Regions from separate parts of the Mus musculus genome. Here region 2 is linked to region 1. A link is a contact called in ENCODE POLR2A ChIA-PET data. All regions are on one chromosome and are shown on one strand. The core of a region is the stretch at or near the end of the contact, and the rest is flanking DNA. Distances in the headings are between cores, read along the strand shown. Region 1 holds the start of Zfp770 (zinc finger protein 770). Region 2 holds the start of Arhgap11a (Rho GTPase activating protein 11A).

The links. ChIA-PET counts read pairs that join two places held with the same protein, here RNA polymerase II (POLR2A).
Region 2: POLR2A ChIA-PET joins it to region 1 with 13 read pairs in Patski. The contact joins the promoter of Arhgap11a here to the promoter of Zfp770 in region 1. POLR2A ChIA-PET finds 5 or more read pairs at or near these places in 3 of 5 experiments (Patski and embryonic stem cell).

The regions. Positions count from the first base shown.
Region 1 is chr2:114,199,941-114,202,843 of GRCm38, forward strand. It overlaps Zfp770 (zinc finger protein 770), which reads right to left and starts at 1,492. Exons shown (of 2, transcript NM_175466.4): 1 at 1,397-1,492.
Region 2 is chr2:113,847,201-113,850,103 of GRCm38, forward strand. It overlaps Arhgap11a (Rho GTPase activating protein 11A), which reads right to left and starts at 1,461. Exons shown (of 12, transcript NM_181416.3): 1 at 761-1,461. The coding sequence starts at 889.

The DNA of each region.
Region 1 (2,903 bases), core at 242-2,741:
AAGTGAGTGTTAATGGATATAGTGCACAAGAGGAAAATGTCTAACAAAGGGCTTTCCCTTTTTCCTATGGGCTGTGCCAGGAGAGGGCTGGTGAAGGGCTAAAGGGAGGAAAAAAACCTCTGTACTGCACTGACTCCATACTAAGTATGGAATGGGAAGGCAGCTTCTCCCCAGGAAGTTGGTGGGCAAAACCTTGTAACTGCCTAAGGTCAAACTATAGGGTTTGAGTGTGGGGAACTCAAGAACTTCTCCAATCTTTTTGTATACTTCTCCTTCCACTTACTGATTCTACAGACTACCACCCTCTCTCAAAAAAACAAAAAGTCTCGCACTAAAACAACACAAGGCAACTATATGATTATAAACAACAGGCACTGGCTACCTCTAGCTCCTGTACTCAAAAGGGTCTGCGGTCAAGTAGCTATCACTAGTATTAGGATTGGATACGCACTTACTGCGAACCCTACCTTGTCAGAATCATTTGTGGCAAGTGGTGATCTCACTTCCTATTTATAAGTAAAAGGTCAGGGATTTCCACACTCCAAGCACAATCCCCCCTGTGGACTTAGAGGTTTAAATCCCATTCACCTGATCTTTTTTCCCCCATTGGCTTTTTAAACTTTTTAAAAAATACACAAAAGCTAATTTTCACGTTAAAGTGAAACATGACAAACCAATGGATGTGCCTCAATGACTATCCAGACATTATAACATGATAGGAGCTCACACAACGTTAAGCCAAGTAACTATAAAAACTGACATCGATAAAATCCAATGTTGTTTCAAGGTTGAAAGTAGCACTGTCTTTGCAAATACCTCTTTAAAAGAAAATCACAAAATACAAAATAAATTACAAGAAAGAAATAAAACACCGTAGAGAAACTTAAGAGTTCCAACTGGAGAATTATCTATGGTAACATTTACAACAGTCTTCGCCTCTTTCTTTCTTTTTTTTTTTTTTTTCTTTTTCTCTCCATGGCCCACTCTCTTGGCCTTGAACCATCCATGCATCACCTTTCCCTAGACGGAAGCTATGTGTTTGGCCTCATCTGCTGTGCAAGTAAGGAGTCTGCAGGGGTCAAGCCGAGTTCAGGGACTGTGATATCCCATGCCTAGAAAAGAAGGGCAAGGGTGAAAGCTCCACTGACTGCAGCCAGAAGATGGGGTGCAGGGGAAGAGCTGAGTGAAAGATGGGAAATAAGTGATTCGACCCCAGGAGATGGGGCGCGGGGCTCAGCTCTTTTGAGTTTACCGCTCTGACGAAGCACATGCAAGGAGCCGAGGTCGTGGCACCCTGTTCGGATCCCCAGGAACCTCGGCGGGACTTGGGCAGGCCTGACCCTCCCCGGGATTCGTTCCATCTCGCACGCAGGCTTCTGGGGTCCTCCACACTCACCCGGAGCTGGCAAACGCCGGGCAGGGACGCATCTCAGAGCCTGGGTTTCGCCAAGACGGCAGGCAAGCTCACGTCCGCAGGGTCAGCGCGGCGACTGGCTGAGTGCGCAAGCGCGGCGTTCAGGCGCGCTCTGAATGTGGTCCGTCCGGAAACATCCTCTCACGATCTTTGGGCCCTTGCTTGCTTTTTATCCACCCAGTGCTGCAATTTCCAAGGAGAGAAAAAGGAAGACTCTAAATGGATGCATGCACTTTCTGCCCTACTGTTACCGACCCTTCATTGTGGAAGTCCCAGAAAGGACTGTAAAACGCCAGCTCTTATTGGAATCCATGATTAGAGTTCAAAGCCCATTCATAATTTTTTGTAAGCTCAGGGCTGTTGGTAAAACTCTCAGTATTAGGTACATTCTAGATCACGACTGTTCTCAGCATTTCATATTTCTGTAAATACGACCAAGAGGTGAAGGCATACAGAATCAGCTTCTCTCAGGGGCCCTATCCATTGTCCTGCCAGGGGCTGGTCTTGCTGATTTCACTAGTTCTATGTATTTTGGACATTTACAATATAGAAAACTCTTTGCCCAGCATTTTGGGTCTTCTTTGATGATTTATGTAAGATGTCTTTGGACAACATGCATGTAAAATACTCGACATTATACCAAATACAAAAGCTTTGTGAAATGATAGAACCCTTATTAGGGTCCAGGAATAGCCACACAAACGACTCAGACACCAATCTCAGTAAGGAATGGATGATTTATTGAATGCACACTCCAAATACAAATCTGTGATGGGAGCAAGCATCAGAACCAGTTTTTCTATGGAATAGGTGCATTTGCAGCATTTACAACATTTGCAACATATAGGCTATCTAGACAAAGCAGAGCTGACTGACCTTTAAGCTGATAGACTAGGTCTAGAGGCCAACAACTGAACAGGGGAAATTCTGTTCTTGATAAAGGAAATCAAGGCATTAATGATGCAGGACTCAAAGTTTATCATTAGAAAATATAAGCATCGGGGGCTGGGGGGGGGTGCTCAACCAAGGCTGTGATGAGTGAAGTTAACCCAGGGGACCAATTCAAAAGGGATTCATACCAGCTCTGTTTTCTTTCTTTCTCTGTTGTTCCCTATCAAGGATGTTACTTCTAATTTTTACCAGAGTGTCCCTGATTACCCCAGAGTGATTAACTTATAAACAACCTTGCTCTCCAAGGGCCATACATAAGCCCCCTTCTTTTAAGAACAATAAATTTAGAGCCCTTTGACTCTGTAGGACTACTTCAGCTAAGGAGTCTTCTTGAATTTGTAGGAAGAAGGTGGCTGAGTGAAGCTGGGCTAAGTCTTTATCAACTTGTACTCTCAGGTATTTTTACAATGCTGGCATCCCGGGACTAGAGCTGTCCTATCATGTGCAGGAGAGCCTGCTATCCCCAGTCTTACTAGTGTGGGTATCAGAATAGGGGCACTACCTAGTTGTTGCAGGAGACCTTTGTGACTGCATCCTG
Region 2 (2,903 bases), core at 211-2,710, 350 kb before region 1:
AAAACAGCTTATTGGGCCAGTGACAGTTAGACGAGTGAAGCGTTTGTTGCTAAGCCTGACAACCTGAGTTTGATCTCCAAGGTCCACAAACAGGAGAGAATTCATGCAAGTTGTCCTTCTGACCACAGATGCATGGCATGGCATGGCATAGCATGGCATGGGTCCAACAGTGCACACACACAAAAGTAACTGGGGAGCAGGGGGTGGAGGTGAGGATCCTGAGACTTTAGCAAAAGTGAGTGATTAAAACAACACAAAACAAAAAACTTCAACCAACTCTGGTTTCTCAATTTGCTTGTTAAAAAAACAGCTTTGTTTTGTCAAGGACAAATGTTGATGTTGGGTGGGTAATGTCTACTCTGCTAAAGAGATCAGAAACTGCGAAAATGTCGGGCAGCAGGCCTCTTCGTAAATTGCTGGATACAGAAGGATCCTATGAAGCCTATTTCTAAACTTGGCCTGACTGTCTCCCTAATGATTCGTTTGAAATGTTCTGACTGCCCACCCCAGCCTGACAGGATAGTGTGTTCCCCTCCCCCACATACTGCTTGTTTAAAACACGACAGATTACCAGATCGGTGGCACAGTATTTAAGTAGGGAGCCTGGTATCCTATTCCTAGCACTGTAAAACAAAACAAAAACCCACGGCAACATAGGGAGGCACGTCTGATCATCACCACCGAGACTGCATTCTAACCACGTGTCTTTCTTATCCAGAATAAAATGGGTATGCCCTTGTCCCAACACGTTGTAACTTACCTTTATTTCCGTAGCTGCAGTTTCATGTCTCCTGCGATCGCACTGACCGCGGCCACCCTTGACCTTAATGCCATAGACAGCTCGAAGCTGCTGCAGCAGGGCCAATCTGACCAGTCTCTGATCCCACATCCCGAACACGTCGCCTACTCTCCGAGGCCGACTCCGGGTCCTGACTTTCTTTGCCACCAACCAACTCTTCCACTTGCCAAACGCCCTCAGGCTCGCTCTGCTCCGCTGCCTTCCAGCCACCTCTGGCACTCTTCCTCCACTTTCCCTCGATCCACTTACACAGACCTTCTTCTCTCGCGCCTCTCTTCACTCTTGTTTCACTTCCACCAGCCTTCTTTCCGGGTCGCTCAGCCCTGTCAGTTACTTCCACAAACTTCCCTTTTTTCTGACTCTTCCGTTTCCCCAGACTAACGCCTGCAGCTAGTTTCTCGCTTCCGGACACTTCCACTTATCCTCTTCCCCGCAGGGTGGCCTTCCCCGCTCTGATTTCTTGAGATGGAAATGCAACCTTAAGCTACTCCCTCCAGCCGGGCCAGCCGGCTGCTCAGGGATCCCCAGTCCCGGTCCCTGCCCGGGCTGGTCCCCGCCGTCACCCCGTCTCACACGCAGCCTTTCCCCTAGCCCATCAGCCTTGCCTGTGGCCCCGGCCCGCTAAAGCTTAGTGACTCGGCTCCGCCAGCGCCCCACCTTCTCGGCACACATCAGACCCGACGCGACCGCACCTGAGCAGTGGCTCAAATGCCAGCGCCAAACAGCGCTCCGCATCCGATTGGCCCGCTCCTGTTTTCAAAATGAGGACCCTTTGGGGTGGCCAGGAGCTGCCTGTCTAAAAGGTTCCGGCAAAGCCGAAAGCACAGCGAGCGTTGAGATCAGGGTTAAGAAATGTGAAGAGAGTGAGTTCCTCTTTCTCTTTGCCTATTTCTTTGGAAGAAAAATGTCAAAAACGTGTTCAAATATGTTTGCTTTGCTCTTCGGACAATATACTTCGGAGATCCGAATAGACAGCTCATAACCTCCCCCCACTTCCGCCCTTTCATTTCTCCACTAAAGCTAAAGGTCCCGTCATAGGGAAAACCGATTCTACGGAAGGCGGGAGGAGTCAAGTTTAGTTATGAATCACAAACGCCGTTTGTTGTTGTTGTTGTTGTTGTTTGTTTTGTTTTGTTTTTGAGACCCGGACCCAAGGTCTTAGAAGGGAATTGGAACTGTGAGCCATTGGTCCTTCTTTGGGAGACTGGTGGTATTATTAAATTTTCTTACATAAGGTAATTAAGGTAATTAAGCACAACAAAGATGACTTGTCACGAGAGAGTAGTGGAGGAATACGGAGCTGTAGGAGGCAGCTGCAGCAATAGTTTACCTCTGTGGGACTTGGTTAAAGGACCAGAAGTCCTGTTTGCCATTGCCATTACTGAAACCTCAGCTGTCTGATTTAAATGCATGACATCACCTTCTCCTCTTGTTTCCCAGAGCTGCCTTTCCTTTTCCAAACACCAGTAATCCTACTCTCTCTCTCTCTCTCTCTCTCTCTCTCTCTCTCTCTCTCTCTCTCTCTCTCTTTCTCTCTCTCTCTCACACACACACACACATGAGAGAGAGAGAGAGAGAGAGAGAGAGAGAGAGAGAGAGAGAATGTGTATGCATTCAGTCATAACTATAAAAATAACTTATGTTGTGTATATCCTTCTCTAGGCCACGTTGTTCTGGTTCTTCGATGGCTAAGAATTCCTTTTAAGGTGCTTAGGTTAGCTTTTGAATATTAAATAGTGCTTTCTATTTACATCCATGTATGTATGCACTGGATAGTTTTTATGTCACCTTGACACAAGCTAAAATTATCTGAAGGGAGGGAACCTCAAGTGAGGAAAATGCCACACGTTCCAGCTGTAGGGTATTTTCTTACTAAGTAATTGATGGGGAAGACCCATCCCATTGTGAGTGGTGCCATCCATGGGCAAGTGGTTTTCGGTTTTGTAAGAAATCAGTTTGAGAAGGCTATAATGAGTAAATCAGGAAGTAGCACTCCTCCATGGCCTCTGCATCAGTTATTGCTTTCAGGTTCCTGTCCTGTTTGAGTTCCTTTCCTGGCTTCCTTCAATGATGGACAGTGATGTGAATATATAACGCTAAATAT